Regions from separate parts of the Homo sapiens genome. Here region 1 is linked to region 2. A link is an interaction called in ENCODE POLR2A ChIA-PET data of the cell type or tissue named here. Cell type or tissue: Panc1. All regions are shown on one strand. Links, peaks and the distances in the headings refer to the core of each region. The heading gives the core; the rest is flanking DNA. Region 1 has its middle 17 kb from the start of FNIP2. Region 2 overlaps FNIP2 (folliculin interacting protein 2).

Region 1 (15,254 bases), core at 3,753-8,752, 72 kb after region 2:
ACCAGCCCGGCCAACACGGCGAAACCCCGTCTCCACCAAAAATACAAAAACTAGTCAGGCGTGGCAGTGCATGCCTGCAATCCCAGGCACTCAGCAGGCTGAGGCAGGAGAATCATGGGAGCCCGAGGCAGGGAGGTTGCAGCGAGCCGAGATCACGGCAGTACAGTCCAGCCTCGGCAACAGAGGGAGACCGTGGAAAGAGAGAGAGGAGAGAGGGAGAGGCAAACTGTTTTTTTAAGTAGCTTTTCAGGTTATGATTCAGAAAATAGTTAGCTACCAGGTGCAGTGCCTCACGCCTGTAATCCCATAATCCCAGCACTTTGGGAGGCCAAGGGAGGTGGATCACTTGAGACCAGGAGTTCGAGACCAGCCTGGGCAACATGGCAAAACTCCGTCTCTACGAAAAAAATACAAAAAGTAGCCAGACATGGTGGTGTGGATCAATTGAGCCCAGGAGGATGAGGTTGCAATTAGCTGAGATTGTGCCAATGCACTCCAGCCTGAGTAACAGAGTGACAACCTGTCTCAAAAAAAAAAAAAAAGCGAGAAAATATTTACCTATTTCTTAATGCTTCTGTGGTATTTAACTTTGGCTTAGGCACTCAATAAAAACTTGTTCAATTAATGTATATGTTTCAGACTCTGTGGACTTTATTTTACCTCCAGAGGTGAGGTGCTGAGAGGTACAGAAACTCTCTCATACACGCGGTCATGCACACTGCATAAAATTTAGAAAATGCAGAAAAGTACAAAGAAGAATATAATAAGATATCTATTCCACAACCTGGATAGATAGAAATAGGTACAGTTAACATACTTAGGACCTTTCTTTCTTCCTTCTTTTCCTTTCTTGTTATTTATTTATTTGGCAGGGATTTTCATTTTGGGATCTGATGAGACTCCTTAGGTCAGTAGTTTAACAAATACCATTTTTGCTGCTTTTAAATATTTAATTCTTTCTAAATTCATCTAGTTCACGACATAGTCAATAGCCAGTATTCCAGCACCAACTGTATTCTAGCCAGTGACCCTCAAGCGTGTGTTGCACAAGAATTACTTAGGAATTCCATTTACAGATTGTAATTTCACCACAAGCTTTCCCTTCCCCACCTCTCACTTCTTCAAATCCCACTAAAATGACAGTAGAGGAATAAAAACACATTAATCTACAATAATAAAGACAAAGAGAAGGGAGACACAATTAGAATTAGAGATTTCGACAAGTATTTGGACAAAGACACATGTTTGGAAGACGGAAAGTGGGTGAAGAAGTAGTAATTAACTTAGCAGAGAGGAACAGGTCAAAACCTAAGTGTAAAGATAGGGGCCAGTTGCCCTCAGAGATCCTTAAAGTGTCAACATTTGGGATATAGGAGGTGTCACTAAAGGATAGGTCAGGTGTGTAGGCTCAAAACATGGGAGATGTTTGAAAGTCTACACGTAAATAGACCCCAGGTTTTGTGGGTTTTGTTTTTTGTTTTGTTTTGTTTTTTAGAACGGAGTTTTGCTCTGTTGCCCAGGCTGGAATATGTTGGTGCCATCTCGGCTCACCACAACCTCTGCCTCCTGGGTTCAAGTGATTCTCCTGCCTCAGCCTCCCAGTTAACTGAGACTACAGGTGTACACCACCACACCCAGCTAATTTCTGTATTTTTAGTAGAGGTGGGGTTTCACCATGTTGGCCAGGCTGGTCTTGAACTCCTGACCTCAGGTAATCCACCTGCCTTGGCCTCCCAAAGTGCTGGTATTACAGGCATGAGCCACCACGCCTGGCTGACCCCAGGTTCCTTTCTGCACCTACCCTGCACGGCTGGACAACTGTCCCTCAGTGGACCAAAAGAGGAGAATCAAGTGAATGCTCAGCTCCTAGAGAAGTAGAATGGCAGCAGAGAAAAGCTCTCCAGACATTTACAGTTGGGAAAGTCCAGTGAAGAGATGGTTCACCGCTGGAGCATCTATTCATGAACTTCATAAATCAGTACTCCATACAGAGAACTTCAAATCAAGTGTTTGGGGTGTCATTCTTAAATATGAAGGGTAATCCAAGAATCACTAAACATTTGATGAATGCCTCCAAAATGGTAAGGAAAACACATACTTAGAACTAAGAGGGACCTGGAGAAGTGGAGACCATGCAAGGAGAAGGCAACTTCAAAAAAAACTATAATAGGCCAGGCATGGTGGCTAACACCTGTAATCTCAGCACTTTGGGAAGCTGAGGTGGGGGGATCACTCGAGGCCAGGAGTTCGAGACCAGCCTGGCCAACATGGTGAAGCCCCATCTCTATGAAAAATACAAAAATTAGCCAGGAGTGGTGGCACATGTCTGTAATCCCAGCTACTCAGGAGGCTGAGGCACAAGTATTGCTTGAAGCTTGCGGTAAGCTGAGATCATACCACTGCACTGCAGCCTGGGCAACAAAGCAAAACTCCATCTCAAAACAAAAAAAACAAAAAAAACAAAAAAAACCCCTATAATTGATTAATGTCAAAGAGACAAAAAGATATGTCTATAAAACAAATTGGAAGCCATGAAAAAGGAAAGCAAGACAGAGCTCTGAAAATTAAATATACAGTGATGTGAATAAAATAGAAGTTTCAGAAAGATTGGAGAAAACAGGGAACAAATCATCAAAGAAATAATAGAAGAAAATTTTCCAGAACTGAAGGATAGAGGTCCTCATATTGATAGGGCCCACCCAGAACAATTTAAAAACAAAACAATTTCAGGCACATCATCATCAAATTTCAGAACATCTTGGATAAGGAAAATAATTCTGGAATCTTCCAGAGAGAAAAAGCTGATCACAAAAAAAAAAATGGAATAGGACTCAGAAAAGCGTTAGAGTTATCACCAGCCACCCTTGATGATTGAAGATAATGGACTACAACCTAAAAAATTCAGAGGGAAAACTTTTTATCCTAGAATCCTTTATCAAAGTAAACTATAAATCAAGTCATAGAGAATACCCACATTTTCAGATGTACGAGGTCTTAAACATTACATCATCTGTGCATCCTTTCTTACGAAGCTGTTTAGCAAAATAGGGAAGTAAAACAAGAAAATAGAAGATATGGGAGAGAAGATGCAATGAAGAAAAGCAACAAGAAAATTCCTAAGGTTGTAGGAAGGGATGTCCCAGGATCTCTAAAACACAGTCAGGCCAGGGCTGGGTGTGGTGGCTCACGCCTATAATCCCTGCACTTTGGGAGCCTGGGGCAGGTGGATTACTTGAGGTCAGGAATTTGAGACCAGCCTGGCCAACATGGTGAAACGCCATCTCTACTAAAAATACAAAAATTAGCCAGAGAATCGCTTGAACTGGGAGGCAGAGGTTACAATGAGTTGAGATTGCACCACTGCACTCCAGCCTGGGTGACCGAGCGAGACTCCATCTCAAAGAAAAACAAAACAAAACAATCAGGCCAGAGAGGAGGGGGAGGGAAGAGGGCACCAGGAGTAGCTCAGAAAAATGGAACTTAAATGTTTGGGCATAAAAAACATCATTGTTGGCTAGGCGTGATGGCTCACGCCTGTCATCCCAGCACTTTGGGAGGCTGAGGCAGGCAGATCACTTGAGGTCAGGAGTTCAAGACCAGCCTGGCCAACATGGTGAAACCCTGTCTCTACCAAAAAGAAAAATATTAGCTGGGTGCTCTGGCACATGCCTGTAGTCCCAGCTACTCTGGAGGCTGAGACAGGAGAATTGCTTGAACTTGGGAGGCGAGGTTGCAGTCAGCCAAGATAGTGCTACTGCACTCCAGCCTGGGCAACAGAGTGTGTCTCTGTCTCAAAAAAAAAAAAAAAAAAAAAAAAAAAAGTCAATGATAAGTATATGCAAAGACACTGGAACACTGGGAAAAAATTAACAATAGGTAAATGGAAAACCAAACGATGCAATGTGGCAGTTACTAACTTCAGAAAAAAATGAAAGCTATGCAGGAAAAGAGGTTGTAATGCATTATCTGGCTCTGTGCAATACATTGTCTTAATAATTAATGTTGACTTGATTTAACAAAAAGTTATTATACAACTATACTGGGACATGGGGGAAGGAAAGTAAAGTTAGCATAGGGTAGTAAGATCCTACTGTTTATTCACCATGGCAGGAAGTCAATGGACAAGGACTAAAATTGGCTAGTCAAGACATAGTGACATGAGCATATAAATTTTTTAAGATATAGAGTAAAATATCAGTGAAATTAGCTAGAAAAGTTGAGGGTGGTAACCTGTAGGGCTGAGACTGGGTGTGGGAAAGATTGCAATAGGAGACTGTTGTTTTTTTGCTTTTTTTTTGAGACAGGGTCTTGCTCTATCTCTCAGAATGGAATTAAATGGTGCAATCATACCTCACTGCAGCCTCGACCTCCTGCGCTCAAGCGATCCTCCCACCTCAGCCATCCAAGTAGCTGGAACCACAGGCATGTACCACCACACCCTGCTAATTTTTTAAATTTTTTGGTAAAAATAGGGTCTCACTATACTGCCCTAGCTGTTCTCAACCTCCTGGTTCAAGCGATCCTCCCGCCTTGGGATTACAGGCATGAACCACTGCACCCAGCCTGACTATTGTTTTTTTTTTTTTAATTACAATCTTTTTAGTACTATTTGACTTTTAAAATGTTACACATGAATATGCTATTTGTGCATTCTTCTTTGATAAAAAATACAGTCTATCTTAAAATAATCTCATCTGTGGACACTGTTAAAAATCCTATTTCTGGGCCAATCTGGTAAATCTGCAGTGGTGCTCAGGAATCTGAACTTTTAACTAGAACTTCAAGAAATTTGGAAGCAGATGGTCTATGGATGATACTTTGAGAAACAGCACTTAGATCCCTCAAATTGTGTACAAAGTATTGTAGGAATGTGCAGCTTTTTGAAGAGAGTCCACAATTTTTCAGATTCTCTTGTGATGCCTCAAACCTAAACAAGTTTAAAAATTACTGTTCTCTGCCTCCTGCTTGCCTGCCTTTATCCAAGAATAATTGAGATTCCATTACTTATTTAAGATCAAAAGCAGAGCTAATTATTGTTAAGTGAGTTAAACACTTTATAAAATTCATTAAATGATACAGATTGGAAAGCATTGGCTAAATTTTTAGTCCATTGCTTAGTATATTGCTATGGTGAAAACCAGTGCATTACTACTTGCAATGTGTTGGCTAGAAATCTAGGGGCTTGAAAAAGTTAGTATGAATCCATTGTTACCTACCATGATGTTGACCAACCCTGTAGCTAAATTATATTCAGTTGAAAAAAAAGTTCGTATGTGGTTATTCAATAATTTTTAAATGGTTATAACTGCCACTTACAAGTACTATAGTCCAACTGGAAAAATTTAATGCAGGTATTTTGCCAATTGCATACATTTAGACAACACTTTAGTAATTTTATTGTGCAAGCCAGTCTCTACCAAACTTTTTCAACACTTAAAAAAGAAAATTTAGCTAGGTGCGGTGGCTCATGCCTGTAATCCCAGCACTTTGGGAGGCTGAGGCGGGCGGATTACCTGAGGTCAGGAGTTTGAGAACAACCAACATCAAGAAACCCCGTTTCTACAAAAAATACAAATTAGCCAGGCGTGATGGTGCATGCCTGTTATCCCAGCTACTCAGGAGGCTGAGGCAGGAGAATTGCTTGAACCCAGGAAGCGGAGGTTGCGGTGAGCTGAGATCACGCCATTCCACTCCAGCCTGGGCAACAAGAGTGTAACTCTGTCTCAAAAAAAAAAAAGAAAAAAAAAAGAAAAGAAAAAATAGCCACTAGGTGTTGCCACGTTGCCCAGGCTGGTCTCAAATCCCTGGGCTAAGCAACCCTCCTGCCTCAGCTTCCCAAGTAGCTGAGAGTAGAGGCATGTTCCATTATGCCCAGCTTTTTTCAACCTTTAAAAATTTGTTTTTGTCTTTATAAAACACTATAGGAGTTCGTAAGATGTAATTTGGATACATAGCAAAATGTAATTTTATTTTTGGCATGAAATCCAAAACGGAAGGTATTACATTTTGATTTATTTTTTATAAACCCTTATACATTAAGAAATTAGAGAAATTAAGTTTTATTTTTGTGGAAATAAAAAGTATAAAACATTTTTAAAAGAAGATGCATCACATAGAAAAGTACAAACCAGCAAGTGACAAGTTAATATTTGTTGAATGAACAGTAACATATAGTATGACCATTATTTGTATTTAAGCTGATTATGTAGTAATTCACATATCAGAGGTGCCTCATTCATATGTCATCTCTGACATTCTTAGGTGTGGCATACCATTTCTTAAAAGTAATAGCAATCCCATGCATAGCACTTACTATATCTCAAGCCTTGTTCTAAGCATTTTCCTTGTGTGTATCTCATATTTCCTTTAACCCTGGCAACAACCCTCTGAGAGAAGTAGTAGTAGTATTCCCACTTTTTTTTTTTTTAAGAGACAGGGTCTTGCTCTGTCACCCAGGCTGGAGTGCAGTGGTGCAATCATAGTTCATTGCAGCCTTGAACTCCTGGGTTCATGTGATTCTACCACCTTAGTTAGCCTCCTGAGTAGCTGGGATGACAGGCATACACCACCACACCTAACTTTAAAAAAAATTTTTTTTAGAGATGAGGTCTCAGTATGTCACTCAGGCTGGTCTCAAACTCCTGGGCTCAAGCAATCCTCCTGCCTCAGCCTCCCAAAGTGCTGGGATTACAGGTGTGAGCCACTGTGCCCAGCCTCAAATTTGTAATTCTTAAACATAAACAAAATTGCATTGTTCTCAATGACAGATGGAGCTAAATTTAATTTATTCACTCTTATGAATGAAGATTACACTGCAAGAATGAGACAGGTTCAATATTAATTTATATTTTTAATTTTTTAATAGTTGTAAATGCTAAGAAACCTTATTCACATAAATAAGTAGGTGAAAATGGAAGGAGTTTGTAGCAGCATATAATTATAATTTTTTGTTCCAAAATATATTTTTAAAAATCACCATATTCTCCCCATTTACTCTGATGTGATTATTATGCATTGAATACTATATAAAAGTATCTCAGCCAGGCGGGGTGGCTGATGCCTGTAATCTCAGCACTTTGGCAGGCCGAGGCAGGTGGATCACCTGAGGTCAAGAGTTCGAGACCAGCCTGGCCAACATGGTGAAACCCTGTCTCTACTAAAAACATAAAAATTAGCTTGGCATGGTGGCGGGCACCTGTTATCCCAGCTATTCGGGAGGCTGAGGCAGGAGAATCTCTTGAACCTGGGAGATGGAGGTTGCAGTAAGCCAAGATCGAGCCATTGCACTCCAGCCTGAGTGACAAGAGCGAAACTCTATCTCAAAAAAAAAAAAGTATCTCATGTACCCCATAAATATATACACCTATGTATGTATCCACAAAAATTAAAAATTGAAAACTGAAAAAAATCACCATATTCTATCATCAAAAATTATATTGGTGTCCAGCACATGAAAACTCCTTATTAAAAGTTAACATTAACTTCCAATTGTTTTTAAACAGACTTTCTATTCTTTTTTCAGTCTTTTTTAAAGCAGTTTCTGCATTGCTTTAATCATTATAGGTTTACAAGGTATTTTGATATCTGTTAGGGCAAATTTTTCACTTACGCTTTGTCATTTTTTTCCTGTTTTTCTAATTTAAATTTTTATTTTTAATTGACAATAATTGTATATATTCGTGGGGCACTATGTGGTGTTTTAATATTTGTATACATTATGGAATGATTATGTCAAGCTTATCCATCACCTCATATACTTTTTTGTAATTATAGCACTTAAAATATATATATTTTTGCAATTTTGAAATATACAATACATTATTATTAGCAATGGTCACTGAGCTGTGCAATACATCTCAAAAACTTATTCCTCCTAAGTTAAACTTTGTACCCTTTGGTCAACATCTCCCTGTCCCCATCCGACATTCTACCCCCGATCCCTGGTAACTGTACTCTCTGCTTCTATGAGATCCACTTTTTTAGATTCCACATAAAAGTGAGATCACATAGTATTTGTCTCTTTGTGCCTGGCTTATTTCACTTGCATAATGTCCTCCGTCTAGGTTTATCTGTGTTGCAAATGACAAGATTTCTTTCTTTTCTTAAGGCTGAATAGTATTCCATTGTGTATATATACCACATTTTCTTTATCCATTCCTATTGATGGACACTTAGGTTGATTCCATGTCTTGGCTATTGTGAATAGTGCTGCAGTGAACATGGGAGTGCAGACATCTTTTCAAAATACTGATGTCAGTTCTTTTGAATATATACCTGGAAGTGGGATTGCTGGCTATTCTCTTTCAAAAAAATTTTTTTGGCTTATAGATATCTTTCCTAGTAGATTTTATGATTGACTTGTCAAGTTCTAAAAATTTGAGTTGGAGTATTTATTAAAATAAATTAAATTTTAGGTTAATTTCAACATATTTGATACCATTCCATACTGATTCTTCTCACCCAGGAATCCAGTAAGTCTCTCCATTTTACAAGCCTTTTCTCATGTCCCACAATAATGTTTTATAGTTTTCTTTTCATGGATTTCACATATTTCTTTTTGAATTTACAATCACATGTATTTTAGTTACTTTAAATGTATTTTTTATTTCTCCTCCCTCTCTCTCTTCCTTCCTTCCTTTTTTCTTTTCTCTTTCTTTCTCTCTTGTCATCCCAAATAGACTGTAAACTCTTGTAGGATTGGGAATGGATTGCCCTTATAACCTCGTAAGTGCCTAGGATAAAGCCATGCTAGACTGGTTGCTAAGGAAAGAAATACTTGTTGAATAAATAAATAAATGAAAGGCTTGATTCATAAACTAGAAATGCAACAAGAAGAATCTGGGGGCTTCGCCAGGAAAAGCCTCAAAAGAATTACAATCCCTCACAAATGGATAATAAATTGTGGCTTGGTTATTCCATAGGCCAGATCTAAAGAGAAAAAAATGACTTGGTTGTTAGACAAATTCTCCCAATGTGGATTCGCTCAGAGAAGATCCAGAGGAGGTAAATATATGCTTCTGATTTCTTCAGACTTTGAGAAAAAATGCCAACTTTTTCTACCTGTGAGGCCCTTTGAAGCACTATTTCCATTGAATAATAAACAAAAATTTTCTTTTAAAAAGGATGTATGCCTCCTGAATGTTACCGATTTAAGTTGCCTTTTAAATAAGAAATGTGGGCTGGGTGCAGTGGCTCACACCTGTAATCCCAGCATTAGTAGAGACGGGTTTCACCGTATTGGCGAGGCTGGTCTCAAACTCCTGACCTTGTGATCCACCCGCCTCGGCCTCCCAAAGTGCTGGGATTACAGGCATGAGCCACTGCGCCCAGCCCACATTTCTTATTTAAAAGGCAATTCAAATCTGTAACATTCAGGAGGCATACATCCTTTTTAAAAGAAAATTTTTGTTTATCCTTGTATTATTCAATGGAAATAGTGTTTCAAAGGGCCTCACAGGTAGAAAAAGTTGGTATTTTTTCTCAAAATCTGAAGAAATCAGAAGCATATATTTATCTCCTCTGGATCTTCTCTGACCAAATCCACATCTACATGATGTTGGTCCTGGAGATGGGATGAAGGTTCCTTTCGCACCTCATTTTCACTTTTGAACCACTCCTCCTCCCTAAAAATCTCCAGCTTTGAATCTCATGGCATCAGTTTATACCACCTACTAACCCTCATAGTCACTTGCCCTCATTTCTCAGATGTTAGCAGCTCAGTGTGGGGTCACTTTCTCCAACAGTACACATAGCATAATTCTAAGTAATTTTAATATCCAAAATGGTCAGCTTTCATGTCTTAGCCTCAATTTTTTCACCTCCCTTCTTCTTGTGATTGGACCTTTCACCCTGTATCAGCCACTCACTGTGAGATCATACCCTAGACTTTGACATAGTCAGTAACAGTAACTCCATATTCCCCATGCCCAGCATTCTCCATGTCTCATACCCCTACCCCAGCCATTCTTTCACTCCATTGAGGTCTACCATCCCTGATTCTACTACCTTTACTCTATGCCTCCTGATTTTCAGATTCTCTCATTCCTTGTTGCTTAGTATATATCCGTTGGTCAACTGTAATCACTCCCTAGCAGACAGTTATAGTTGTCCACAAAAATCCATCCTCTGCTTTCTCAAAAGTGATAGAATTGTAGCTAAGCACATAGCTAACCATACATATGGCATTTCCTGGGCTTTCTTGCATTTAAGTGTAGCAATCAGACTAAAATTTTGCCAGTGGAATATAAACCGAAGTAATATGTGGCACCTGCAGGCTAGGCCCTTAAAGCAAGGGATTCCTCTTCAAGCTCTTCTTCCCCCTCCTGGTAAATGGTAAAGGATGTGTCTGCCAACCAGTTTCTATGATCCAAATGAGGAAAATGCACTAGGATGTGGAAGAGAAACAAGATGGAAAGACGGATCCCCAGTCCCTAAATGATTCTTTGAAGATGAGACCCAGTGACCTGAAATGGTCACTTCTGACTGTTGCTTGAAGTAGAAATAAATATCTGACTTAAGTCTCAGAATTAATGTTGGGTTGCTTTGTTATAGCAATCTAGCTTTGTTCTAAATAACACAACTCTCAACTTATTTGGTGCTCTCTCACTTGCTAATACTAGCATGGAAAAACCACAACCCTGGTTAAAACTCTATCTCTTCCTCACATGCATTCATCTATGGAGTCTGGCCGGAGAAAACTCTTGATGATTAGATTCTTGGCCACCAAATTCCAGTATGATTTTAATGCTGCCTAGCAATCATACCATATCTTTCTAGCACCTTCACTTCCCACCCTCCTAGACAAACAATTTTTGCCCTTTTTCAGACCTCCAACACTTTGTCCCCCAACCTCACTCTTCACGGATAACCAGCATCTGTTTCATTAAGGGAACTGAGGCTTCAGAAGAGAATTTCAACCACCTCTTCTTTCCCTACCCTCTCACATCTGTGCCCATGTTTTAGTCCATTTTGTGCTGCTGTAAAAAAAAATACCTGAGACTGGGTAATTTATAAAGAAGAGAAATTAATTTTCTCGCAGTTCTGGAGACTGGGAAGTTTAAGGCACCAACAGTTTTGGTTGTCTGGTGAGAGCTGTTCTCTACTTCCAAGATGGCACATCATCTGAAGAGATGCAGGCTGTGTTCTCACATGGTGGAAGGCAGAGGGGCAAGTGAGCCGAATGCTGCATGAAGCCTCATTTATAAAGGGCTTTAACCCACTCATGAGAGAGGAGCCCTTGTGGCCTAATCATCTGTTAAGGCCCCAGCTCTGAGTACTATCACATTGACAACACCTGAATTTTGGAGGGGACACATTCAAACCATAGCAGCCAATATTCTGTCTTGCCTCGCCTCCCGTTATTGTGGATATAATGTCCTGTACTCCTATTTACGACCAGCACTTCCACATTTGCACCAGCTCTCATCCCTTCTTGGCTATTCAAAGACATTTCTCCAAAGAGTCTCCTTTCTCCCCCCACATCATCACATTAAACCGGGTGTGGTGGCTCATGACTATAATTCCAACAACTTGGGAGGCTGAGGTGGGAGGATGGCTTGAGCCCAGGAGTTTGAGATCAGCCTGGGCTACATATCAAGACCTCCATCTCTAAAAATAAAAAGAACTATTTAAAAAATGTTTGGCCTGGCATGGTGGCTCACACCTGCAACCTCAGCACTTTGAATGGCTGAGGTGAGTAGATGGCTTGAGCCCAGGAGTTTGAGACCAGCCTGGACAACATGGTGAGACTCCGTCTCTATAAAAAAAATTTATAAATTAGCTGGGTGTGGTGGTGCACACTTGTAGTCCCAGCTATTCGGGATGCTGAAGTGGGAAAATCGCTTGAGCCCGGCAGGTTGAGGCTGCAGTGAGTCATGATCGCGCCACTGCACTCCAGCCTGGGAAACTGAGTAAGACCCTGTCTCAAAAAAACAAAAAACAGTCCCTCTGATGCCGAGCCGAAGCTGGGCTGTACTGCTGCCATCTCGGCTCACTGCAACCTCCCTGCCTGATTCTCCTGCCTCAGCCTGCCGAGTGCCTGCGATTGCAGGCGCGCGCTGCCACGCCTGACTGGTTTTCGTATTTTTTTGGTGGAGATGGGGTTTCGCTGTGTTGGCCGGGCTGGTCTCCAGCTCCTAACCGCGAGTGATCCGCCAGCCTCGGCCTCCGGAGGTGCTGGGATTGCAGACAGTGTCTGGTTCACTCAGTGCTCAATGGTGCCCAGGCTGGAGTGCAGTGGCGTGATCTCGGCTCGCTACAACCTCCACCTCCCAGCCGCCTGCCTTGGCCTCCCAAAGTGCCCAGAGTGCAGCCTCTGCCCGGCCGCCACCCCGTCTAGGAAGTGAGGAGCATCTCTGCCTGGCCGCCCATCGTCTGGGATGTGAGAAGCCCCTCTGCCTGGCTGCCCGGTCTGGAAAGTGAGGAGCGTCTCTGCCCGGCCACCATCCCATCTAGGAAGTGAGGAGCGTCTCTGCCTGGCCACCCATCATCTGAGATATGGGGAGCGCCTTTGCCCCGCTGCCCCGTCTGGGAGGTGAGGAGCATCTCTGCCCAGCCGCCCCATCTGAGAAGGGAGGAGACCCTCCGCCCGGCAACCGCCCCGTCTGAGAAGTGAGGAGCCCCTCCACCCGGCAGCCACCCCGTCTGAGAAGTGAGGAGCCCCTCCGCCCGGCAGCCACCCCGTCTGGGAAGTGAGGAACGTCTCCGCCCGGCAGCTGCCCTGTCCGGGAGGGAGGTGGGGGTCAGCCCCCGCCAGGCCAGCCGCCCCGTCCGGGAGGGAGGTGGGGGGATCAGCCCCCCGCCCGGCCAGCCGCCCCGTCCGGGAGGGAGGTGGGGTGTCAGCCCCCCGCCCGGCCAGCCGCCCCGTCCGGGCGGGAGGTGGGGGGTCAGCCCTCCGCCCGGCCAGCCGCCCCGTCCGGGAGGGAGGTGGGGGGGTCAGCCCCCCGCCCGGCCAGCCGCCCCGTCCGGGAGGGAGGTGAGGGGGTCAGCCCCCCGCCTGGCCAGCCGCCCCGTCCGGGAGGTGAGGGGCGCCTCTGCCCGGCCGCCCCTACTGGGAAGTGAGGAGCCCCTCTGCCCGGCCACCACCCCGTCTGGGAGGTGTGCCCAACAGCTCATTGAGAACGGGCCATGATGACAATGGTGGTTTTGTGGAATAGAAAGCGGGGAAAGGTGGGGAAAAGATTGAGAAGTCGGATGGTTGCGGTGTCTGTGTGGAAAGAAGTAGACATGGGAGACTTTTCATTTTGTTCTGTACTAAGAAAAATTCTTCTGCCTTGGGATCCTGTTGATCTGTGACCTTACCCCCCAACCCTGTGCTCTCTGAAACATGTGCTGTGTCCACTCAGGGTTAAATGGATTAAGGGCAGTGCAAGATGTGCTTTGTTAAACAGATGCTTGAAGGCAGCATGCTGGTTAAGAGTCAACACCACACCCTAATCTCAAGTACCCACGGACACAAACACTGCGGAAGGCCTCAGGGTCCTCTGCCTAGGAAAACCAGAGACCTTTGTTCACTTGTTTATCTGCTGACCTTCCCTCCGCTATTGTCTTATGACCCTGCCAAATCCCCCTCTGTGAGAAACACCCAAGAATGATCAATAAAAATAAAAATAAAAAAGAAAAGAAAAAAAATAAATAAATAGCAATGTATTCCCCTGAAAAAAACAAAACAAAACAAAACATTTTTTTTTGAGCATACACAAAGGTAGAGAGACAGGATAATGAGCCTTGTATATCCTTAGCCAGTTTCAACCATTAGAAACATTTTATCAATCTTATGTCATTTACTCTTTTTCCCTACATTTTCTAAAGTTTTTTTTTATTTTGACAACCTTGCCTTTGTCTGTTTTCTAAAGTATTTTAAAGCAAATCCCAGACATCATATTATTTTGCCTATAAATACATGGCCGGGTGCAGTGTCTCACGCCTGTAATCCCAGCACTTTGGGAGGCTGAGGCAGGCGGATCATCAGGTCAGGAGATCGAAACCATCCAGGCTAACAAGGTGAAACCCCGTCTCTAATAAAAATATAAAAAATTAGCCGGGCATGGTGGTGGGTGCCTGTAGTCCCAGCTACTCGGGAGGCTGAGGCAGGAGAATGGCGTGAACCTGGGAGGCGGAGCATGCAGTGGAGCCGAGACTGCGCCACTGCACTCCAGCCTGGGCAACAGAGTGAGACTCCGTCTCAAAAATAAATAAATAAATAAATAAATAAATAAATAAATAAATACTCCAATACACATCTCTAACAGATAATGACTTTTACAAATGTCAATCACAACAGCAATGATCATATCTAACAAACCTAAATATACAGCTAGGTTTTAAATTTCCTAGATTGTTTCAAAAAACTTCTCGTTTATGTAGATTTGCTCAAATCAGCCTTTAAACACATTGTATTTGGCTGGTATGTTTTTTAAGTCTTTTGTCATCTCTAACAGTATTCCTCCCCCATGTTTTCATGCCATTTATATGACTTATTTTTAAAAAACAGATCATTGTTTCCTGTAGAAGTTCCTACATTCTGGATTTGGCTGCTTGCATCCTCATGGTTTTGTTTAACATGTTCATCTTTCTTCCATATTTCCTGTGTATTGGTAGTTATATCTAGACACTTGATTCTCTTCTCTCTTGAATTCACTCCACTCACGCTTTCACCATGTTGGGGCTCAGAACAGGATCCCCCAAAGTATGGCACTTTGCCATGCTATGTATTTGGAATGAAAGGAGATTTCAAGGCCTCAGAAGCAAGGTCTCTCTGACATTCTTCTATTCTCCTGTCTCTCACCCCATTTTCTCCCCAAAAGCAAATCATGGAAATCAGAATTCTCTTCCCCAAGGTGGTTCACAGAAATGAGAACTCCTGTCCCAAAAGCAAGCCATAAAACCTAGACAGGTTACGCTCTCCCTTCCTCCTTCTCTCTTCTCCCTAGAAGACCCTCGCTCCAGAGGGGTCCTGCCCCCCACCAGAGAGGAAGAAACGTTACGCAGAGAGACCAAGAAAAATCTGAACAGAGAGGACTTGCTGGATATCCCCTCTTAGCCTGTTACTATTAGAGCATACACTTTTTGTCTGTAAACACATTTCTACATGGCTGTCCATTCTTTGTTGAATCTACACATAAAAATAGTTCCCCCAGGATTTTAGGGCTTCATTTCTGAAGCCTCTTGTGTTATGTAAAACTTTGATTATATGAATCTGTTATGCTTTTCTCTTGTTAACCTGCGTTTTGTTATAGGAATGTCAGCTGTGACCC
Region 2 (15,254 bases), core at 4,879-9,878:
AGAAGCTGCCCATTCTAGCAGAGAAGACTTTACTAATCATCAGTTGTGGAGGAGAACTGTGGAGGGGAAAAAAGGAGAGGGGAAAAATAAATTTATGAGTTAAGGAGTCAATACCACCGTTCCACTTCTCAAAACTAGTAGAAAAGGAAGCCCAGACTCACCGTATGTAGTGTATCTTTAAGGTGGAGCCTTTGTAACTCATGGCAACTGAGCCAAACATCATTTCCCCTAACATGTTGACATCGGAAGCTGGTCTTGTGTACTACATGCAAGAAAACAAAATCAAAGTTAGTACATGGAACATGACATGCAATGCAACAGAAAATAATGTTTATTAATCTCGTTAGTGTCATCGGTGATTAAAACTATTTCTCAAAGCTTCAAGTGGTCATCTTACAATCTTAACTTATAATGGCGATTGCCTATTTTCCCCCCCAAAGTATTACTAATGTTTGTGATTTCTTCTCTGTACACAACATCATCACCTAGGATCCAAGTGTTTTATTAGAGTTCATTTTTATTTGTGTTATGAGAAACAAAGATTACTATTATCTCCATTTATAAACTCTAAATACAAAGATTAAATTATGAAAATAACTGTAACTCTTCTCTTGGTACTAAGAAAACATCCTGAAAAAAATATGGTTCGGTATTATTCAGCCAAATAATTAACAATGTGGAATAAAAAATGCCCATTGCTGCAGATAGGGTTTTATGAGGGCCCAAAAGATAACAGATGGTCTGATAACTCTGAAGTTTTACAAAAGTATTTCAACAACATTTGACCCCTCTAGCTTCTGACCAGTCTTTCTCATGCCTTTACCAACCAAAGAGTGGACTGCCTGCCTCCTCTTCCTCTACTCTCACTGGCTTGTTAATCTACCACAGCCTGACTTTACCTCTTAGCTCAAACTAGTTCAACTGCTCCAATGATGACCTCCTCCCTCTTGGTCAAATCCAATGGACCCTTTCCAGTTTGCTTTATTAAACTTCTCTCAATATATTTGATGCTGTTCATGACTCTCCATTTTGACTCTCTTCTTTCTCAGATCATCCCTTACTGTGGTTTTGCCTGGAGGTCAACCCTACTAACTGCCCGCCTTTTCAACTATTCTTTTGATTTTGATTATTATTTACATAGAATACCTCCTACATCTTTGTCTCTAGACCAAGAGCTCTCCTGGAGCTCTAGAATCGTATACCCCAATACATTCATTCACCTAGTGACATCTGAATGAGTGTCTTGGGATGCAGAATTCTGAGCACCCGTGCTAAGTGCTAGTGACACAATGATGAACAGGACAGGTATGAATGCTGAGCAAACCAGTGTGCCACCAAAGCAACCATGGTTCTGCACCCCGACCTGCCAACTATATTCTCTGTCAGTGTGCTTTCCACCCAAGGAAAAACATGGGAATCACCCTTAACATACTCTTCCAAATCTTTTTTTAAAACTCCAAATACATACACACACACAGACACACAAGCATACATACGCTGACGCACAAATACACACTTACTTATGCACGGTTGCAGAGGCGGAAAGAGAAAGATAAATCTGGGCCGGGCGCGGTGGCTCACGCCTGTGATCCCAGCACTTTGGGAGGCCGAGGCGGGTGGATCATGAGGTCAGGAGATCGAGACCATCCTGGCTAACAAGGTGAAACCCCGTCTCTACTAAAAATACAAAAAATTAGCCGGGCGCGGTGGCGGGCGCCTGTAGTCCCAGCTGCTCGGGAGGCTGAGGCAGGAGAATGGCGTGAACCCGGGAAGCGGAGCTTGCAGTGAGCCGAGATTGCGCCACTGCAGTCCGCAGTCCGGCCTGGGCGACAGAGCGAGACTCCGTCTCAAAAAAAAAAAAAAAAAAAAAAAAAGAAAGATAAATCTATCAGCCCTGCTCAGCTAGGTTCCTCTCTCTCGTTATAGCTCAAACCAACTTCTTCCCACTATATGCAGACAGAAACCAACTGGTTTTCACATTCTTTATTACTAACTTCCACCCACCTCCTTCATTTATAATCTGCTTTTTCTTGGGGTACAAGGGCCACATGCCAACTGTGATTCTCAACCTGCTGAAAATTCTACTCCATACTTTTTAAACTGCAGACTGCTGTGAGACCCTGGAGCACTGTGTCTCAAAAAGGGCAAATGCATGGCACAAATCCTAACTATGAAAAAACAAAGTTCTCCAGACCCATTTGCTGGTAACTTCCCTAGTATTGTTTTTCCAGCAAAATAGTAGAAAAGATTCTACATGGGTTTAAGAAAAAGTTCAATATATCCTCCATCAATTAATATTCTTTTGCCATTCAATATTTATAAAACATTTCTTCCTTTTTATCTTGTTAGCCAATATTTCTCAATAACCTTAACCCCTATCCTTATACACACACACACACACACACACACACCCCACACACACAGTGTAAAAAATGCCATCAGCCTTTTATCCTTCATACTCAGATTAGATCTTGCCATTTCTTTCTGTTCCCATACAAGGCTTTCTTCCTTTTACTGGTATGTTCTATTTTCTTAGGATGCCCATATACATTCCCAGAATCCTTAGGAATTCTTATAACAAAACTGGAAAGTACATGTTTATTATTCTGGATCAGAGAGCAAAGGAAACAAAGCAAGGTAATTTACCTGACTGGCAATATTTCTTCCTCATCCAGTTCACAGTAGGCTGTATTACCTCTGCTTGATTACAGTTTTTATTGGAGATAAAAGCCAAAGAGCAAAAACAACATCGATGTGAAACATTTAAGAGTACTCTGTTGAATACTTGTCCTCATATTCCTGGAGTAGAGCCCTCGAGCAGGCATTATTTCCCAAGGAGAAATTACAGTAAATAACTTTAACCTCAGGGGCTATTCCCACAGAAGGGATGGTTGTACCTGGTACTTTGGAAGCTGTTCCTTAGCATGATGTGAAGATCCCCCAGAAGAACTGTGGGAAGAGATGCTGCTGCTGCTACTGCTGCTGACACTGCTGCTTCCCTGGCAGCACTTGGCTGATATTTTAATAGGAACATCCTCTGTTTTCTAGGTTAAGAGAGACAGGCAAGGTAAAAGATTACTAAGTATATCAGGTTCGTCAACAGTTCTTCATTGGGAATTCCTTTTTAAAAGCATTCTGGTGCCTAGGTTGCATTAAAAAACAGAAGCTTTTTTTTTTCCCCAATAATGACAAAAACATGGTTTGGGATGGCAGAATGCTGAAGAAGGGTTCTAGACAAAAGGAGGTAGGTTATGTATTAAGACTTTATCCTCTTTTAATAATTTAACTATTATTTACACTTCAATTCACATAATTGACCTCTGTTTTGGTTATTTGAGTTTTGATTATTAGCTTTTTAGTATTATGTAGAGTCATAATCCATTACATTGATGAGGAGAAAGATGAGGCTTCAAATCTAAATTTTTACTAAGCAAATGGAACTAATAAAACAAAACTATTAATTTGGGCAGACTGGCTCGTAGGGTTTTTTGTTTGTTTGTTTGTTTGTGAGATGGAGTCTCACCCTGTTGCCAGGCTGTAGTGCAGCGGCATGATCTCGGCTCACTGCAACCCGTGCCTCCCGGGTTCAAGCAATTCTCCTGTCTCAGCCTCCAAGTAGCTGGGACTTACAGGTGCCCACCATCACGCCCAGCTAATTTTTTTGTATTTTTAGTGGAGATGGGGTTTCACCATGTTGACCAAGATGGTCTTGATCTCTTGACCTCGTGATCTGCCCACCTCAGCCTCTCAAAGTGCTGGATTACAGGCGTGAGCCACCGCGCCCGGCCTACTTGTGTTTTTAATGACACACCTCCTCTACTACTCCTTTAAAGGTAACAGGAAGGAAAATCATGAGGTTGAATTTGTAAGGGATGAAACCAAAACCCTGAAACAGGAGCTACTGTGAATTACATAGCATGTGATGGAAATATGGTCTTCAAAGGTTAAAGACAACAGAGGATGCTCTACTATACATTCCCTAGAGTTTGCCACTAATTTTTATCACAGTGACAAACGTATAAGGATAAACCTTTATTAATATTTACCTCTCCCCAAACATATTACTCCCTACAGAAGCTTCCTGCACCCTCTATGATAAGTTATTTCTATTCTGAGTCTTCTTTGCCTTTTTTTTTTCCTTGTGTAGCTTTTGCTTGGAAAAAAACATGAATGCAATTGCAGCTTATCTAATCTCCAATGTGACAGTCACACTGGTGGTCTAATGCAAATGCCTGCAGTCATGTGCTTGATACAAACTCATGACGTTTTGTGCTTGCCAAGGGAGGCTGGGGCGGTGGGGACTGAAAATGGGAAAAGAACGTAAGGAAAACACAAAATGTGCTGGACCACAACTGTCACTCCAGCAATGATGGCATTCAAAGTGGCACTTGATTATTCCTGAGCACCCAGCACTCCCTCAACACGCTAAAGATAAAGCTGTTACTCAATCTCACTTAAGCCAGAAACACAGCCCCTCAGAGGGCCTAAGTGACACGAGGTGCCACTGCTTCAGACTGCTAGACCCTTTGGCTGGAGTACAATGCTGAACAGTCTATAATTGGAGAAACCACCTGGTGTAGTGAATAGAGCACTGACTGGATTCTTTTGTAGCCTTGGGCAAGCTACAAACCTCCTGAACCTAAGATGCCTTTTTGGTTAGATGAATGCTTCTAAGAAAGCCTATGTTTCCAGATTCCAGCATTATCAGTGCTCTGGTACACTGAAGATTCCAGTTCCTTTTGAAAACTTGTGTTTCTTTTCCCCTCCACCTGCCACCACTATGAGCAGCCCCAGTGATAGCTGCTCAACTAGACCATCCATGTGAGGCCTTCAGAGAAATGGGAAATAATTCAAGAAACTAAGAGGTAAACCATCTCCTGTCCACCAAAGGGTCAAGTGCTGGCTCACCTAAATTTCTGTTACAAATCTAACCTGGAAAGCCTACAGTGAATCACCTGAGAGATTTCTTGGTTTCCCCCTCCCTCCCTTCACCTACCTAACAAGCCCAACAACTACTGTAATGATTAGCCACCTGGCAGAACTCCACTTTAAAACACTGTGGAATCCACCCAGCTAAACTGTGTTTAACCAAACACTTCCTTCCTGCAGAAATGATCCTTATCAAAAGCAGGAAAACAACCCCTTGGCCCTGATGAGACAAAGACTGCGTTATAAACTGTTCATTTACTTAGCTGCACATTCTACAAACTGCCAGTATTTGGTCAGTATGGGTAGCAACTTATTGAACATAAAAAGAATGAATACAAGTGGATTTATTTAATTTGTAGGCATCTGAACAAATACTGAAAAGAGAATGAAAGGTCTAAAGTGAATTTACAAGTACCCTGGTATCATATCCAAAAAAGACCCAGAAAGGATCAGACTCTCCTCACCTTAAACATGTTACTTTACCATTCCCATTCTGGTTCCAAGGGATCAAGAGCTGCTCTATCCTCACTCTACCCATTGCTTGTCGCCCACCCTACACCACCACCACCACCACCACTACCACCCAACTCTCCACAAAAAAAATGGGAAATAAATAAAAGCTCCCCTGGTCAGAAGGGTTTGAGAAACAATCCTTTTTGAAGATAACAATGCAGGTTTGCATATGGAAGTCCTGTAAATAAGCAAAGCTGTTTAATTTTGTTTAACCCAGTGCTACTTATTATTATCCATGAGAAACACTGGACAGAATGATCTTCACACTAACACTTTATCACTTTATGAATTTTAGAGTTCTGCTTTCCCATTACATTTGAGGCACTCACTTGGCATCAAAATCTTACTGGATTGCAACTCACCAGCAAATTTACCTCTAGTACTATTAATAGTACACTGCTTAGCTCCTGCCATGATTACTTGCTAACAGTTTCACTTGTGTTTAGCAGTGAGCATACTCATGCCTGTTGGGGGTAGGGCTTTGATTAAAGGATTCAATGCTTGCTTATGTTTCTTCTGAACCATTAATGGCACTGTATAATATAACTCAAAGAGAAGATGATAGATTAATAAATGATTGATCAGAAGGGTGGTTAAAAGCACAAAAGAAAAGGAGAAAGCAAATCAGCATTTCATACCTGAGCTGTCACCTCCTCAATCTTTTGAACAGCTTTAGAGTCAAACAAGACTTGTCTGCCTCTCCTGTCACAGTCCTGGTAAACTATCAGGCGAATCTCATTCAGGTCAAACTCCGAACATGACCAACTGTGGATTAAAAAGGGCAAAAGAAGTTATGTTATCTGCAGCACATGAGATGATCACAGACAGATAAGCTTCCCAGTCACCATGCCTGTGTGCACATCAAAAGGCCACAAGCATGCAGGGCTAGTGATCCCCTCAGAACTGGGGCACCAGTGAGCCTGGGACAGATAGCCTTGTATGTGGATTCCAAAGGGCCATATGAAAATTGCCAGTTTTCATGATAAGGGCTGAGAAGACTGCTTTAAATAATAAATCACTGGAGAGAAAGCTTCTCCTTCCAAAGCCAATTTGGACACAGATGGCAGTCAGAAATCACAAGGACATGCAGAGAAGACTAAATTTGGATGCCTGGGTTCTGGGGACAGCATATCCGAGTTAAAGGAGTGTTAAGGCTTCTGTGTTATTGGGCAGGGAACCATTTGGAGCAAGTCGGTAGAGCCTTCTCTTCTTTCCCTCACCCACACTCAGGTCAAATTAAGAGGAATTACATACCCTAAAATTTATTATCTTCCCCGATTATGGCTAGCTCTAATCCAGGAGTTTCAGAAACCAAGTGCATCACTGTAGAGCACTGGAATTGCTAGCAATTACAGTCAGCAAGAAAGGAAGCATGTTTCTAAGCAAACCAAAAGCAACTGGGATAAAACTGCTCTGAGGAAAACATAGGTTCATTCTTAATAAATTACAGAGTGAGGGAACTACAGAAAAGATAATCATTTAAAAGTGCACTGCTTTGGATATACTCAGTTTTTAACCCATCAGTCCAGTCAACACATATTTGAGTGTCTGTGATGTTCCAGGCACTGTGGTTGCTGCTAGAGACTCAGCAATTAATTAACCAGACAGACCTGGTCCCCACCCTTATGGAGTTCATGATTCAGTGGGGAATGTTAGGCAAATAATCACAGACGAATGTATCACTACAAACTGTGAAAAGTACAAAAAGGAGCAGTAAACAGCTTCAGATTTCCAGATTGAAGGGGTAGGGGAAAGGGACAGAGAAGTCCCTAAGGACTTGAAGTGACATGTAAACACAGACCTGAAGAAGCAAAACAAATGATGCGCACCATAGGAACAGAGAAGGAGGTGGTAAGGTGTAAGACTGCTGCACTGGAGAAGGAAGAAGAAAAAAGGCCAGAGAGTGAGTGCCGTGAGGTGGAAAGGACGGCAGGCAGGGGCCAGGATCATGTTCTCCCTCCATGAGAAGCCAAGGAAAACAGACGCTTGATAAGATCAGGTCTGCACTTTTTGAAAGTTCAATCTGGCTGTTAAGGAAAATGGGGGTGGAAGAGATGAAGACTGGAAGCAGGAAGGCCAAACAGAATTCATAATAAGAGTTCTGGCCCTTCATAATGAAGGCTAGAGCTCCAGCAGCAGAGGTGGGGGAAAGGGGACAGACACTGGTGGCATGCTCAGAGGACAGAGTTGAGCCGGTTTCCCAATGGACTGGAGAGGTGCCCGAGGTGAAAGGGGGCCTTGCTTAGAGAAGCTGAGGGGGAGCTCTGACAGGACAGAGGAGGATAGATGGACACACAGACAGACTAACAAAAGCAAACTGTAAAACTAGGAGATGATATAAATGAAATAAGACACATCTGGATTCAAACCCAAATGCCTCTGGCCTCCTAGTTCTTCATCAGTACAATGAGAATATTAAGGCTGCCCTCACAAAGCTGTCCTACAAAGCGTAAAGTGCCTCACACAAAGTGTGACACACAGTAAGTGCTCCAAAATGGCAATAATTGCCTCAGAGGATTGGTAATGTTATGATTTTTAAAGAAAATTAATACAGTGTCTGGTACTCAATCACAAATTGTGCATTTTTGGTCTTTTCCTTTTTCAGGCAGTTAATACTGAACATGTTCTTTTTGGGTAGCAGATTTGTTTTCTTAAATCCCTACGGCAAAACATATAAAGTTCTGGTTGTACCTTCTTTCAACAAGCTGTGCCCTAAGTTATCACGCCCAGCATCCTTTCCTCCTAATCTTGATAATAATAAGCCAAGTTTATTTTCAAACCATCTTCCCTCTACTCTCAGTCCAGAGGGAGTCCATGTTTCAGGTCTGGCTAATGAGACATGGCCACATGACCCAAGCTGGCTGTGTGAGCCAGCCCCAAAACTCAGTTGTTCAGCTTGTAAATGGTAACCCTGGAGTTGGTGGTGGCTATTTTTGCCATCATGAAGTAAGGGCCTGTCTGAAAATGAAGTCAGCAAAAGTCTGCGTGGAGGAAAGTAGAGGTGAGCAATAGAATGAAACAGATTCCTGGCAGTACCCAAAGCCAGCTGTTCCTGAGTAAGCACTATTCCTGGAATTAGTTCACTGTCACTTACAATCAACACAGTCTGATGACTATGACCCAGACCACTAAATTTTAAAATTACACAAGGCCGAGGCAGGCAGAACACTTGAGGTCAGGAGTTCAAGACCAACCTGGCCAACCATGGCCAACACGGTGAAACCCCATCTCTACTAAAAATACAAAAATTAGCCAGGCGCACTAGTGGGCACCCATAATCCTAGCTACTCAGGAGGCTGAGGCAGGAGAATCGCTTGAACTTGGGAGACAGAGGTTGCAGTGAGCCGAGATCGCACCACTGCACTCCAGCCTGGGTGACAGAGGGAGATTCCGTCTCTAAATAAATAAATAAATAAAATGAGGTCATTAAAAAGGCTCTGAAGCTATATATTATTATAACATAGTACATATGTTGATTTTGTTAAAAGTAAAAAAAATCAGATTTAATTGCCTTGCATTTTCTTTTAAATGAATTTTGCCCTAATAATTACATTTTGCCAAGACAGCATTATAATTTATAACCAAGTTGTTCAATCCTTATTTTTGAAGAATAACACATATTCAAATATCAAACTGAAAACAGCTACTTTAGAAGAGATAAAATTTAATCATGATCATAACACCTTATTAAATGTTTCATGTTATTTTTCAATGAAAAAAGGATGGAAATAAAAATCATGGACAATTGTTCTGATTCAGGAGTCTAAAAATAATTTTTTTAATTTAAAAATTTTTAAAAAGACACAGAGGGGAAAAGTATGTATTTCAGATTGTCTCATTTTTTGATCCAAATGCTTTAAAAGTATTTTATAAGATACGAGTGATGGACACAGTGGCTCGTACCTGTAATCCCAGCTACTTAGGTTGCTGAAGCAAAAAGGATCTCTTGAGCCCAGGAATTCCAGACAAGACTGGATGACATAGCAAGACCCAGACTGTTTAAAATTTTTTAAAAATTAGCTGGTTGTGATGGTATACACCTGTAGTCCCAGCTACTTAGGAAGCTGAAGTGGGAGGATCACTTGAGCCTAGGAGTTCAAGGCTGCAGTAAGCCATGATCATACCACTGCACTCCGACTCTGGTCTTGGTGACAGAGTGAGATCCCGTCTGTTAAACAAACAAACAAAAACAAAACAAAACAAAACGGTCAGGCACAATGGCTCATGTCTGTAATCCCAGGACTTTGGGAGACCGAGGCCGGCTGATCGCTTGAGCCCAGGCGTTTGTGGGCAACAGGGTGAAACTCCATCTTTACTAAAAATACAAAAAGTTAGCTGGGCACGGTGGTACACACCTGTAGTCCCAGCTACTGGAGTGCGGAGGCTGAGGTGGTAGAATCACCTGAGCTCGGGAAGTCGAGGCTGCTGTGAGCTGAGATCGCATCACTGCATTGCAGCCTGGGCAACACAGGGAGACTCTATCTCAAAAAAAAAAAAAAAAAAAAAGAGGAAAACTCTATTCTTCTTACATATGAATACTGTCTTTGGTTTAATACATAAATATAATTTTGACATTGACATTTCCTTTTTTTGGAGACAGGTTTTTGCTCTGTTGCCCAGGCTGGAGTGCAGTGGCGCCATCTCGGTTCACCATAGCCTCAACCTCCTGCTCAAGAAATTCTCCCATCTCAGCCCCCCAAGTAGCTGGGACTACAGGCATGTGCCACCATGCCTGGTTAATTTCTTTGTATTTTTTGTAGAGAGAGGGTTTTACCATGTTGCCCAGGCTGGTCTCAAACTCCTGAGCTCAGGCAATCTGCCCGCCTCAGCCTCCCAAAGTGCGGTGAGACACTGACATTTTAGTATTAGTAGAGGAAAAAACAGTTGCATAATTTGGTAAAGGAAACAGAAGCAGGACAAAGGCCACCAGTGCTTCAGAATGAGACAGGCTTGGGATCAAATCTCAGCTCTGCTTCCCACCGGTTTTATAGTTTTGGGAACTTCTCCCCTAGGAGTACTTATAGGTCCTGTTGTGAAGATTAAAAGAGATAATCTATGGAAATTCCCAGCACACTCCCAGCCCCTTTCCCTGCCATCCCTTATACACAGGACTTGAGCTATTGGTAGCTCCATGGCACACATATTCTCTTCATATTCACATTCACTTCTACATTCAACCAACAGTTACTGTGGAGCTTCCAAGAGCACTGACCACAGTTCCTGGTGCTTTACTGATGACATCTCTTCATATGACTGGGGCCACTCGGCATGATTCAAAAGGGGTATGAAAACAAGCCTTGGGGCTTTTGCCTAAAAATAGCTGACCACTTCAGGGAAATGTATTCTAATCTGAATTATTTCATTTCTGTTTTTGCTGAACATAAAGAATGAACACTGTCCTTGGCATCAGGGTATTATTTATGTCCACTTTATGCCTTCAGGCACAGTAAGAGAAGATGATTTGTCTACCTTTTCTTATTGTAAAATTTAAGCAAAATGACTTATACAGACTCTTTTTGGTTTTAAAATTCCATGATGCCAGGATTTGCCTGGTTAGCATTGAAGCCAGGCCTCATTTCTGAAACTACTCATCAAGATTAGAAAAGCAAGGAACCAAAGTCTCAGTTACTTCCCTGAAACATGACAGACACTAGTTCAAGTGATCTGAAACACAGAAAACAGAATTCTCTTTAAAATATCTAGAGCCATGTACTGTAGTTTAAATTGTGTCCCCAAAAAAGATATGTTCAAGTCCTAATTCCTATACCTGTGAATATGACTTTGCTTGGAAACAGGGTCTCTGCAGATATAATCAAGTTAAGATGAGGCCATACTGAATTAGTAGGCACCCTAATCCAATGACTGGTGTCCTCCTAAGAAGGAGAAAATTTTGGACAAAGACACAGAAGGAATAATGAACAGGGAAGTCACTGCAGACTGAGGGCACAGCACAAACACAAAAAGACAGTTATCACTGGGTGCTTGGGATGTGTCTCCTACAGAAGAACCACACAGCAAATGAGGCTAGAAAGGCACCTGAGGACTACTTGTGAAGGACTTTAAATTTTATGCCAAGGAATGCATCTGTTGCTCTACAAGCTGTGGTGTGCCAATTCCAAGATTTCAAGAAAGAGAATGACACGATCTGACCTGTGTTTTAGGAAGAGAACTAAAGTGATTTGAGAAGACCATTTTCAGGGCAAATGCAGAGGTAGTAGTGACTTGTAAATCCTGGGTTTCAAGGAGTAATGGCCAATAAGCAAAAGAGCAGTAGTTGTATAACATGTTGCAGGGTGATTTGCTATATCCTTTGAGACCAGTTCTAGTGTGGGTGTTGTTTCTTCTCTTGAACTTTTACAGGAATCAGAGTAGAAGTGGTCATGGGTATCCCCATGTGGAAAAAGCATGATCTCTGTTTTTCCTCCTGGTCTCACACAAGGAAGCCTCCCCACACAGTCAAAAATAAGTTTACATAAAGAGTTTAAAGAACAGTCTTGTGATCCAAGAAGGTAAATATTTAAACAGTCAGGAATGATAGGAAACTTTCAATGGTCCAAGAAAAGGCAAAATGAAACAAAACAAAAACAAACAATAATGATGACAACAAAAACTGGCAAAAATACTATCCATTTAACCAGCAATTCCTGTATGCCTACTACTTGGCAAGCATTCTGAGATAAAGCAATGAGCAAACCATAACCCTGCTCCTATGAAACGCAGTTACATTTTCCAACCACTCTTTAACCCTATTCTATATTCTTTTTTCTCTGCCAACCTCCACCGTTTCCTTATTCTCTCAAAAAACACCTTCTAAGTACAAACAGAAATCTCTCAAAAGGTTTGCTCAAGAAGAGTGGGGAGACCCAAAGAGTTACACCCTGAAAATAAATGAAGACTGGGGGTGGAAGAAAAGGGAAAATTAAGCTTGACATAGCAATGAGAGTTCACCCTGTCAGCACAAAATACACATTATTTCCCACCCAGTAAAAGCTGTTTATTTCAAGAAAAAACTTACGTAAATAGATGGCAGTAACAGATTTGGAATTCATTTATCTTTTGCTATGTTAGTACTCTCAGGAAGACTGTGTTGGCTCTCCTTTCTTCCCCTATTTTGCACTTATACAGCCTCAGCTGTGTGAATTGCCTGGAGCAATTTCAGTGGAACTGCATAAAAAATCACCACTGAGTTGCTATCCTGTGGTCAGGAGTATAGTGAAAAGTGCTTAAAGTTCTTATCAGAAGCTTTAATATATATTGATAACATAAAGATATTAATATTAATTTACAAACAATTCCAATTAAATGTAGTCCACTGTTATATTACCAACACAGAGCTATACTGCATGTTGGTTACAATTCTTCCATCTTTAAGAAAGTAGGTGATATGTAAATCCTTTATTCCTTTTGTAAAGGAAAATGTGGAATGAAAGAATAAATATGTTTGATCAGCAGCAAAAGCATGGAACCATACTTCTGAGTTCATTCCTTCTGCACACCTTTGAGTGTGTGGCTTCACACAGGCACCATGAAAGGTACCAGGAACAGAAATTAACTATATCCAGTATTTACCTCAATATGCTTACAACTGGGAAGGGAAAGGCCAACATATAAATATTAAGTTAACTATATTTTTACAGGTGCCAAGATAAATGTCTATAGGGACTTATGGGGACTCTACAGGATAAAGAGGTCAAGTCCACACAGTTGGGTGAGTGATGGATGTGAGTCACAGAAGACATGATGCTTGGGACACGGATTAGGATTCACCAGGGTAAACAGGGCTTCTAACTCTAGCTCTGCTGCCTTCAACCCAGATGATTTTAGAATGCTCCAACCCTAGCGCTGAGCTTTCCCAAAATGCATCTGCCTTATCTACCTCACAAGGCTGTTGGGAAAAACAGAGATTAAGTTATGAAAGCACTTTTAAAGCTGTAGAGCATAATTCAAAGATCTACTCAGATACACAATTCCTTAACTGAGAGCCTTGGGGCTAGATGTTTCAGAATTCAGAATTTTTTTTAGAAATCAGAAAGATGCTACACTACATATTACATAATACTTCCTCCAGGGGCTGAGATGTAATCAAACCCCCAAAACAAACAAATTAATATTTCACCAGCCCAAGTTATGAATACTTATGCTAAGTGGATTAGATAGAGACTATAAACAGCCTCACATCAGTTCAGATTAATTCCAAAAGATTTTCCAGAAATTTTAGGATTTTGGAATTATAGGATAAAGCATTGTTGATCACTTTAGTGATTACCATGTCTGAGAAAAGGACAAAAGACTGAAATAACTTTCAGGTTCCCCATATTTTCCTGAATATAACTGATCTCTAACAAAAATAACAGCCAAAAGTTTATGTGTAAGTAGGTTAGTTGTAGCTCTGAACTTGTTTTCCCCCTCCTTGCCACTAAAACAATATGTAAATGGTAGCAAAGGTCACAAGTTAAAACCACATAAGTCTTTAAATAATGTGTTCACACGGCAGTGACAAAACATTATCGTATGTGTCACAATACAGCCTAAGGTTTGGGTGCTATGAACAAGGAACTACAAAGTACAGAGAGGAAAAGACAGAATTTCTTCCTTCCTTTCTGAGTTCAGGATCACATCAAGTGAAACTCTAAAACAGATGAAGTTTGTGTGTGGCACTTACAGCACCACTACCCACATGCCACTGCCCTGGGGCCACCACAGCATAGACAAAATAGCGGAGCACTGCACGGGATGTCAGATTGCCTAGGCTGGAGGCAGCCATCCCACAGTCCCATCTCAGTCACTTCTTCACCTCTTAATCCAGTGTCTCCTCCTCTATAAAAGGAAGGGGTGGGGCCAGGCATGGTGGCTCATGCCTGTAATCCTAGCACTTTGGGAGGCCGAGGCAGGCAGATCAGAGGCCAGAAGTCTGAGACCAGCATGGCCAACATGGTGAAACCCCATCTCTACTAAAAGTATAAAAATTAGCCAGGCATGGCGGTGGGCGCCTGTGATCCCAGCTAACTGGGGAGGCTGAGACACAAGAATTGCTTAAACCCGGGAGGCGGAGGTTGCAGTGAGCTGAGATCACACCACTGTACTCCAGCCTGGGCGACAGAGTGAGACACTGTCTGAAAAAAGAAAAAAGAAAAAATGGGAAATGGGGTGGGACTAAAATTATACCTAAAGGTCTGGTGCTTCCAATTCTAACATATTATAATCCCAAGTTATCTATTAAATGTGCACAGTGTGATTTAGAATAGATGATCTCAGCCAGGTACGAAAAGGAAAGCAATCTTAATGAATTAACCTACATTATTACTACATGGTATCCCTTAAACCTGCTAAACATAATCTGTCTTTGATAAGCATCTTAATATCAACACAACTCTAATCAACAGAACTTTCAAAAGGTGCTCACAAAATCTGAAGGAGAAAAGTACAAGTTCTTTTGAGGTGAGAGGGACACTGAGTGGGCAGGTCACTGTGGCAGTCAAGACTCTGCCCCTTGCCTTCTGATGTTGTTGTTGCTGTTATTAATAGTTCCTTCCTTTTTTCTGCTTAAAAAACCCACAGAGGTCAGGTGCAGTGGCTCATGCCTGTAATCTCAACACTTTGGGAGGCCAAGGCAGGAGGATCGCTTGAATCCAGGAGTTTGAGCAATATAGTGAGATTCTGACTCTACAAAAACAAAACAAAAAACCCCCATAGAATCTCTATAAATGGCCCATTTTTCCCCAAAATGGTTCCCTTAATTCTTAAATGCACATTATTTATTCTTTTCTGATATCTATAAACTAGAAACTACTTGTACTTAAAAATAGCCAAAC

The links. ChIA-PET counts read pairs that join two places held together with the same protein. Peaks named below come from ENCODE experiments on the same cell type or tissue, not always from the same donor. Only the 100,000 strongest peaks of a DNase experiment are listed, where the experiment ranks them.
Region 1: POLR2A ChIA-PET joins it to region 2 with 13 read pairs; 10 of 35 experiments call an interaction of 5 or more read pairs at or near these places.

What each region holds. Positions count from the first base shown.
Region 1 is chr4:158,744,147-158,759,400 of GRCh38, reverse strand. No RefSeq gene overlaps it. Among named protein-coding and RNA genes, the nearest start is that of FNIP2, 17 kb to the left of the region's middle. In Panc1, for the core only: no CTCF peak of the experiment used is centred there; no DNase peak of the experiment used is centred there.
Region 2 is chr4:158,816,869-158,832,122 of GRCh38, reverse strand. FNIP2 (folliculin interacting protein 2) reads right to left here. Exons shown (of 17, transcript NM_020840.3): 2 at 6,081-6,207; 3 at 2,898-3,044; 4 at 162-262; 5 at 1-56. Among named protein-coding and RNA genes, the nearest start is that of FNIP2, 55 kb to the right of the region's middle. In Panc1, for the core only: no CTCF peak of the experiment used is centred there; no DNase peak of the experiment used is centred there; H3K27ac peaks cover 1,241 bases.